Linked DNA regions of Homo sapiens: region 2 is linked to region 1. The links are chromatin contacts, found by Hi-C or POLR2A ChIA-PET in ENCODE. All regions are on one chromosome and are shown on one strand. The core of a region is the stretch at or near the end of the contact, and the rest is flanking DNA. Distances in the headings are between cores, read along the strand shown. Region 1 has its middle 19 kb from the start of GIMAP4. Region 2 has its middle 31 kb from the start of GIMAP7.

Evidence for each region. Hi-C counts contacts between places; a loop is a spot of excess contacts on that map. ChIA-PET counts read pairs that join two places held with the same protein, here RNA polymerase II (POLR2A). Pooled maps may share reads with other maps.
Region 2: a map of endothelial cell of umbilical vein shows a loop between it and region 1 (6-fold over the local background). The contact joins two enhancer-like sites. A Hi-C loop is called at or near these places in 1 of 168 maps with a recorded cell type or tissue (endothelial cell of umbilical vein) and 1 of 50 pooled maps. POLR2A ChIA-PET finds 5 or more read pairs at or near these places in 7 of 52 experiments (CD4-positive, alpha-beta T cell, CD8-positive, alpha-beta T cell, T-cell and 4 more).

The regions. Positions count from the first base shown.
Region 1 is chr7:150,584,362-150,589,211 of GRCh38, reverse strand. No RefSeq gene overlaps it. Among named protein-coding and RNA genes, the nearest start is that of GIMAP4, 19 kb to the right of the region's middle. RefSeq lists an enhancer at 2,507-2,686. Within about 2 kb of position 2,596, at least 5 of the 41 ENCODE cell types and tissues checked have a DNase peak (open chromatin) inside an H3K27ac peak, as active enhancers do; they include endothelial cell of umbilical vein, where a contact is called at or near this core.
Region 2 is chr7:150,481,878-150,486,486 of GRCh38, reverse strand. It overlaps the pseudogene EIF2AP1. Among named protein-coding and RNA genes, the nearest start is that of GIMAP7, 31 kb to the left of the region's middle. Within about 2 kb of position 2,271, at least 5 of the 41 ENCODE cell types and tissues checked have a DNase peak (open chromatin) inside an H3K27ac peak, as active enhancers do; they include endothelial cell of umbilical vein, where a contact is called at or near this core.

The DNA of each region.
Region 1 (4,850 bases), core at 1,347-3,846:
CTATCCCTCCCCCTTCCCCCCACCCCACAACAGGCCCCAGTGTGTGATGTTCCCCACCCTGTGTCCATGTGTTCTCATTGTTCAATTCCCACCTATGAGTGAGAACATGTGGTGTTTGGTTTTCTGTCCTGGTGATAGTTTGCTGAGAATGATGGTTTCCAGCTTCATCCATGTCCCTACAAAGGACATGAACTCATCCTTTTTTATGGCTGCATAGTATTCCATGGTGTATAGGGGCCACATTTTCTTAATCCAGTCTATCACTGATGGACATTTGGGTTGGTTCCAAGTCTTTGCTATTGTGAATAGTGCCACAATAAACATATGTGTGCATGTGCATTTATAGTAGAATAATTTATAATCCTTTGGGTATATATACCCAGTAATGGGATGGCTGGGTCGAATGGTAATTCTAGTTCTAGATCCTTGAGGAATTGCCACACTGTCTTCCACAATGGTCAAACTAATTTATACGCCCACCAACAGTGTAAAAGTGTAGAAATAGTAACGCTTTTTCATTTTTATAGTAGAATGATATATAATCCCTTGGGTGTATACCCAAGAGTGGGAGTGTAAATTAGTTCAACCATTGTGGAAGATAGTGTGGCAATTCCTCAAGGATCTAGAACCAGAAATACCATTTGACCCAGCAATCCCATTACTGGGTATAAACCCAAAGGGTTATATATCATTCTACTATAAAGACACATGCACACATATGTTTATTGCAGCACTATTCACAATAGCAATGACTTGGAACCAACCCAAATGCCCATCAATGGTAGACTGGATAAAGAAAATGTGGCACATACATACCATGGAATACTATGCAGCCATTAAAAAAGATGAGCTCATGTCCTTTGCAGGGACAAGGATGAAGCTGGAAACCATCATTCTCAGCAAACTAACACAGGAACAGAAAACCAAACACTGCATGTTCTCACTCATAAGTGAGAGTTGAACAATGAGAACACATAGACACAGGAAGAGGAACATCACACACCGGGGCCTGTTGTGGGGTGGGGGGCTGAGGGAGGGACAGCATTAGGAGAAATACCTAATATAGATGACGGGTTGATGGGTGTAGCAAACCACCATGGCACGTGTATACCTATGTAACAAACCTGTACGTTCTGCACACGTATCCAGAACTTAGAGTATAATTTTTTTAAAAAGAATAAAATATTGGAAAGCAACATAGAGTGATGAAAACCAGACAAAAAGTAAAGGTGTTTAGATCCTCAAAATGAGGAACTACACGTGGCCACAGCCACATTAGAAAGACTGTTACTCTGAAAGTACTCCCCAGACCAAGGTTCAAGGGATGGGTAGAACTCTGATATCTAATATATCTATTTCCTGAGCCAACATCTGGAGAGACAAAACTCAGGATACACATCTGACTGCTTTATTTTTCTGCATTCCCCTCTGGCTCTTTTCCCCTAGAAGAGGATGTGGGTTTCCATATCTTATTACCTAGACTTCTGTATAAAACGCTAGTGTCTAGTAACCTGGAAACCTGGGCCTTGACATGGAAATTGGAGAAATGATAAAATGCAGACAATCCATTCTGAAGAAAGTACTCAGGCTAACATGGCTGAAAAAATTCTATTAATGTTTTTGAATGTTGGCAGCTGATTTTTCTATATGTCTATGAAGCAAATATTGCATTCTCAAAGAACCTCTAGCATTAGCATGCATTTAAGCTTGTTAAAATACAAACTTTCTGAGGAAGTAGGTGTAGAGTGGAACCTGGGAATTGGCATTCCTAACACCTAATGTTCAAGGCATTTCCCCTATTTCCAACATTCCTAGTAAATGACAGGGTGCCAAAGACCCTTCTCCCCTGCAGGATTCCGAAGGACATAGAACACACAAAGAACTCAATCAAATCAGGCAAAATACCGTCTTTTTACCAGAAGGATATGACTTTCTAATAAAGATGGAGTAGAGACCAGAGCTGGGACCAGAGCTCAAAGTAAGTGTCTTAATCCTCCTACTGGAACAGAAGGGAGTTATTCCCCATCCTGGGCCACCTGACAACCACAGAGTGACAGCCCCAGGAGAGAAAACCAACAGAATCTGACCCAGGCAGAGCTGCCAGAAGGAGACCTTCATTGGTGACTGTAGAGTGGAAAGAGAAAGCAAAAATGAAGGTCATGTCTGGTCACCACAGGGCAAAGGGGAAAGGACAGTCTGTTTCTTGTTTTTGGAAAGTTAAAACAATAGTAGGAAGTGCTCCAGTGGGTGTCAGGCTCTCTAACATCCTGGAATTGATCAGTCATCTGCATTCCTGAGAAGATGACAATTTATTAAGCAACTCCAGAGTTGTTTCCTCCTGGGTGTAGAGGGATAAACAGTTTCTCTTTCCAAGCCAGAGGGAGGAGAGTGAGCTTGGTATAGAAATGCCCAGTGCTGTCTTTGGTACCTTCCCCTGTAACTCAAAATCTCTAGGAAAGCTGCTGAAGCTTACATAATGCTGATCACTATTATGATGGTGGAAACTAGGCAGAAAACTGAACTTCAAGTGAATGAACTGCAAGTGCATGAAATGGGGTAAGACAGAGGACAGTGGCACACGCAGGAGGAAGTAGGGGAAGGATGAGGAAGTGAGTGCAGAAAGCTCCCTGCAGGAGGGAGTTTGGATTCTGTGTGCTGTGGAAATGCAGCTTGAGCCAAGTTTTACCATTCTCCAAGGGCAAGGGGGATGTACCACTGCCAAATGGGTGAAAAATATTTAACGAGTGCTTCACACACTCCAGGATATTGGAATCCAATGGTGAATAAGGAAGTGTTCTTCATCAGCCATAACTGTAGGAGACAGATAGCAAGTAGTCAAAATACAAGATCAAAACTACTTTGTCCTGGGTATACCCAGCATCAATGAGCATAAGTGTCTTGAATGGGCTAGGAAACATTTCCCACAAAAAGGTCAGATAGATGATGAATGCTGCTCTATGAATGCTTCAGCAGTGCCAAATCATCTTGTGGCTGACTGCCATGGTTATTACTTGAGACTGTCACTATGACAGTTACTACTGTTACTACTTGAGACCGTCATTACAAGACTGAATGAAGGGACGAACATAGAAATGAAAACTTAAGACAAAAGAAACCATTTTAAAGGAAAGGGAACTGGGGAAGAAGAAAAGGGCTCCCTGCTTCTAGTGAGCAAAGGCCGCCCCTGAGCTTCTACCACGCTTCGTATTTATTGGGTAGAATGACCAGGGAGCAGAAGGTAATGATTGGTCAGCTGCTTAATTGAACACAGGTTCACATTATTACTAACAGGCTTCAGATGTACCTAATCACAACAAACATTGCACTTGGCCGTCACTGCCCTCAGTATCCCTTCTGGGTGGAAGACACAGTTTGTCGGTCTGCCAACATTCTGCATTTGAGAAACAGTTTGCTGCCTACTCATATAGCCTCCAGTGGTATGCTGAATTGACCACGACCCTCAATCTTTTGTCCTCCAACATTTCTCCCTTTTTGTTTTTGAATTAATTGAATAAGGCAATTGCAAAATGTGCAGCCTTCAATTGCTGGTTGGTGGTTCGTTCGTCTTCACATTCAGATTCAACTGGCTCATGGCTCACACTGGGGGAACCAGGCCTGTGGCTGGGATCCATGGTTCCCTCCAATCTCCTGTTCCATGGTTGTACACACCTTGAGGGCACCCACATGGTTTGTTCATTTGCTGTGAAAACACAAGCATACCCTCGCCCCCACGTTAGTAAATCTAGCAAAGCAGAAGCAAAAAGTTTTTGTGGCTGTAGCCGGGAGGCATGCCGTTGCTGAAGCGTCTGCTCTGCAACCTGTAACTCAGCTTCTGTCTCTTTGGTTAATTACCGCAGGGTAAAACTTTCCATTGATAATGAGAGGCTGGCTCTTTCTGATTAACAGAAGGCACACAGAGAGCAAATCGAGGCTTATCCTTCTCCAGTCTCTCATTCCATCACCACCCAAAGAGAGCAGCCCAGGGAGCAGTGTGTGAGGGTGAACATTAGAAACATGAAAAGGAGCAGCATGAGAGTGAACAGCTTGTTGAAGTCCCAGAAACAAGTGAAACGGCCCTGGTTTGAATGCCTCTGACATATCTCCCCCTTTACAAGAGGACCCTTAATCCTAAGGGTTGCAGAGGGATGAAGATCTGTCTTCTGTAACTTCTTCAGGCTGAATAGGGGTGATGATATTCCTGCCTAACTATTAGGGTCTCTGTTTCTGCTTCAGAAGATAGTACAGGTGTCTCTACTACTGAAAAGGGCAGTACAGGCCAATTCTCATCCTCCCTCTCCTGCCCTCCACCCCCGGTGGGTTCAACGTGCAGGGCAAAAGACTCCTTTAAACCTTGAGACACAAAACACGAACCGCCCATCCAGTCTGAGACATGACAGAATCTCAGCACTCTGTTGAACACTTTGAGCTGTTCCTACTCCCACTAGGGATGTAGAAGATAGTTTTAGGGACCGAGATAGGGGCCAATTGTTTTTAGATATTACTGACACACTGACACATCAGCTCCTATATCCATAAGCCCATAAAACTTCTTTCCTTTGATTTGCACTGTATAGGTGGGTCTATTAGATGCCACGGGTTGTGATAGGTAAGTCTCTCTCCCAGTTGCACTTCCAAATCCCTGACCTCCTCACTTCTTCTTATGTAGAGAGGGGTACAATTTATAGGGAATAAGCAACAGTTGAGCAATATATTCTCCTGGTTCAAAAACCCAAAGATCTTGTGACGTTACCACTGCTTGAATTTCTCCTTCACAATCCCAATTACCAACTCCTGGGCCTGTAAGTTAAGACAGCTTTTGCCCAAAATTAATCCCATGTATCCTGTTGGCA
Region 2 (4,609 bases), core at 1,022-3,521, 100 kb after region 1:
ACCATTATTTGTACAGAATATAATTCTCTGGCTGAACCTTATCTGACGTTTACGGTCTCTTTTATTTTATCTCACAAATGTAAGGGGAAAAGTGGATTTTCAGAAACAGTCATCCATTAATGATTAAAACTTAAAACAAATATCAGAAGCCCCAGAGACTGTTTTTAAAAATTGTGTACTAAGAGTTAGTAGTAGCTAGAGGTGATTCATTCATTCATTAAAAGGGGAAATCGTTTGTAATGTTAAGCTAATATCAGAGTAGTTTTTGGGAAGATAGATGTGATTGAAATATTTTGGTATGTTCTTGGAGTGAAACAGAAAAACAGATTGCCTACCCTACCAGACATGACTGTTGATATACTTAGACAAAATCTTGGCTTGCAATGTTGTTGGATTTATGCAAAGCCATTTTCTTAAAATATCTGAATCTGAATATTACCTTTATTTTTCTCTTGGCATCTCTTTTATAACCAAACATATCTTAATTTCACCTGAGGACAGACGGGTGCCTCCAACAGAATTTAGCCATGTTCATGTGCTTAGAAATTCCAAAAAGTAAGCATGTTAATACTTTTCGAACCACCGTTCACATTCCAGGTGTTACTGTTTCGATTCAGCGTGCCGATGAGCCCCTTCTTTCCTCCATAGCTCTGAATAATAGCATATATACCCCAGGCGCGGTGGCTCACGCCTGTAATCCCAGCACTTTGGAAGCCTGAGGCGGGCAGATCACGAGGTCAGGAGATCGAGACCATCCTGGCTAACACGGTGAAACCCCCGTCTCTACTAAAAATACAAAAAATTAGCTGGGCGTGTTGGCGGGCGCCTGTAGTCCCAGCTACTCGGGAGGCTGAGGCAGGAGAATGGCGTGAACCCGGGAGGCGGAGCTTGCAGTGAGCCGAGATCGCGCCACTGCACTCCAGCCTGGCCAACATAGCGAGACTCCGTCTCAAAAAAAAAAAAAATAGCATATATACATAAAGAATGGAGTCGGTTGGGCAAATGATCACCTTTTCATCCAAAACACAGAGCCCCCTAAGATGTTGGAGTGAAGAACACAACAAGAATGAAAGTTCAAAATGAGGCTTCCCAAATTTTCTTTCTAAATGGAGTAGCATGAGCCCACAGTACAACTCAGCTAACATCCATACCACATTAGACTGAGAAAAGTAAACCTGAAGAGGAAAGATTAGCCGGAATCTGCCCAAAATAGGCCTACTCCAGACAGCTTATAACATGGAAAAAGGAAGCCCCAGGCAGGCTACGTATACATGGGTGTAGGGAGATCTAGGAACCTGTTTCCTGGTTTGAGGCAAAGTAACATTAGTAGTGAGAACTAAAATACAATCTAAAAGCTATCAGTGAGTTGGTAATAGGTAATGCAGATGTCGACAAAACCATAGTTTCCTACTGTCAATAACAAACCTGTTTCTATATTGCAACAAATAAAATGCTATAATGTAAATACTGAAGAGTGATCCCATTTATAATGAGTTGGGCCCTCTAGGAAAACTCTTGTCAAAGCAGCAATTCTCTACTTGCTGTGTGATTGTAAACTTGACTTTGGAACTGGCTCTTGTAATACAGTCTACTATAGTCTTCATACATATTACCACTGTATTCATACATATTACTACTGTAGGGGTTTGGAAATCAAGGGGAAAAATTGTGGGATGTTAAAAACCACAAACTTATTTCCAAACCTATGGCTTCAAATTTTACATACTTTGCTTGGTGCCCAGATAAAGAGCTGTACAATGTTTTTTCTGCATCCAGTGAAATGATCATGCAATTTTTGTCCTTCATTCTATTAATATGGTGTAATACATGACTGATACTTGTATACTGAACCTGTCTTGCAACAACTACTACATGTGCCCCCAGGTTATGTGTTAATAATGGGTGCGAGATTTTCCATTATACTAGCTCTATCCTGCACAAAAATATCATGCCATCAAATGCAGAAATCGTTAGCGAAAAATTCTGGACATAGTATTTCCAATAAAATCAATAACTTATTAAGCAGTTCTAAGTACCCTGTGAGGAGCCAATATTGCAATGACTTTTAGAACTCCACTTAGAAGAAATGAACAAGTCATTGATCTTAAGCTACATGAGGAGGGGCCGCAGAGAATATGAAACTACAAGGGCAAATAACAAGCCATTTCCCAAAACATCCCCTAAGAACAAAGGAAGCATGAAGCCAGTCACTGCAAAACAGGAAACACACCCCAAAATATCTTCTCTCAGCCAACATGAAGAGATTTTAAGATAGCGGGGAAAACATGAGAACCTAGGAAACTGAAAACAATCAAACAACTGAAATAACAAGCAGCAACCGGCAAACAGCTAGGAAAAAAAGCAGCTGGAGAAAATTCAAAAAGAGATAGCCCTTCTCCAGGAGCTAGAAGATTTAGAAATGAGTCTTTTAGGTATTTAAAGAACATAAATTGAATGCCAGAAATCAGTATAAATATATCTTCTTGTTAAACCTGATGGGGTACTCTAAACATTCTTATGCCCATACTTGATGATCATTTATAATGTATCCAATATTCTGAATATGTGGGGTTTTTAAATGTTTATTAAATGGACTTTTCCTACCTTTCAATGTAATGTAGAAGGGGGTAGGAATGAGTTTTTTTAACCAAAGCTTGACAGACTAAAACAGAGATATTATTATCCACTAAAGAACAGTCTCTCAAGACACAAATAAAAGCGTCTTACACTTTTTTAAAAGAGGAAGGAGCAAAAGGAAGAGTGATCAAAATCAGGAAGGAAGGCTGCATGCTGACTCTGCATGTTCTCTGCAGAACCTCCAGTAAAAGTTCCTGAAACTAAAACAACAGGAAAAAGAAAAAGTCGAATAGGAATAATTGTGTGTGTGAATACCAGGGTGTTTTTTTTTTTTTTTTAAAGTAACAGTAAAAACACCACATTTTAGGCTTTTGGAGTCTTGCACCAACAAAGAAACAGTGCATAATTCTGTAGGACTGAGGAGGTAGAGAAAAGGCTGAGGAAAAAGAGGACTCTTAGAAACAGTGGGGAGGATCTCAGGATTTTTCTTTCTTTTAAATTAGTACTATATTTATTCTTTTTCATTACCTTGTTCCTTTTTTAATTTTTATTTCAATGGTTTTTGGGGTACAGGTGGTTTTTGGTTACATGGATAAGTTATCTAGTGGTGATCTCTGAGATTTTAGTGCACCCGTCACCCAAGCAGAGTACACTGGACCCAGTGTCGTCTTTTATCCCTCATCCCCCTCCCAATCTGCCCCCCTCCCAGTTCCTCAGTCCATTATATCATTCTCGTGCCTTTGCGTCCTCATAGCTTAGCTCCCACTAAGAAATGAGAAAATACACTATTTGGTTTTCCATTCCTGAATTGCAAGTGGGATCTCCCAGGGCACCACTGGACAGGTCAAATAATGACATTTTTCTAGAAATGGGACTTTTAAGGGGCTCTAACTCCATTCAGCTCCCTTCAGTGGCTTCCAGGCTGCTAGTTTTCATAGTGATTTTAGTTTTTTGGTTTTCAAGGTTACCACAGAGTTGGGGGTAATGAGAAAGGGGCAAGTTGAAACATGACAGAACTCACTATTCTTACTATTTTTCTTGAATGAACACTCTCAATATTGCTTCAAGCGTTGGGTTGATACCCAGAGTTCTGAAAAAAAAAAAAAAAAAAAGAGTTGATTCTGACTATTTTTTGACAGTGTTCTCTATCTTTGTGGAGATTTTTGGAGGACATTATTCTGCTATTCCCACTGACATCATCTCACAATTATATTTGTCTTATAAATATATAGCATTATGGTTGCAGTGTGAAAGGTAATTTGAGAGAAGCAAGCCTCGAAACAGGTTCAATCCAAAGAAACAGTTGCAACAATCCAGTCCAGAAACGATGGTGACCATAACTCGAGTAGAGATAAGGAAAAAAAAAAGTGGATGCTCCAGAGAGACATGAAGCCTTTATAATACACAACTCTTTTGTTATTTGTTGGAAGAAAGAGTCAAGGCTTCTGTCATGGACAACTAGACAGATTATGGCACCATTTGCAAAATAGGAAACCCAGGAAGGAAGGGATGAACAGCCAGTGGAGCCAAAAGTGGTGCCCGTGAGAACCTCATTACCCAGTGAAAACACAAATAGAAGAAAGACCAAAGGTGTTTAGCGCATGCTCCAATACCCAGTAGGCCTTGCAGTGTTGACTTGAAGCTGTGGTGGCCAACAGGATTGAAAGGCATGCTTTGTAGTTAACAGTGCCTAGTAAGCAGCACCCAGTGGAGAAGGATTTGGATCAGGACAAAAGTAAAACCAAGATAAACACCACGTGACAAGTGACAGAAATTTTCGGTAGCTAATGTAACTCATCCATTGGGAAACCTCAGAAATAAATTGAGGGAAACAGGAACTTGCTGGCAGCCCATAGTGCTGCAAGAGCAGGTGGGTTGCAAGCTAGGAAAACATTCATAATTATTGTCGACATGATGTCATTTTAAACTTCAGGTTACTGATGATTTTTGAAGGACAAATTACAAGTATATTCCCAGAGGGTCTTTTAGGCATGACACCTTGGCCCTGGCTTGACCCCTTTTAGTCTAGCCT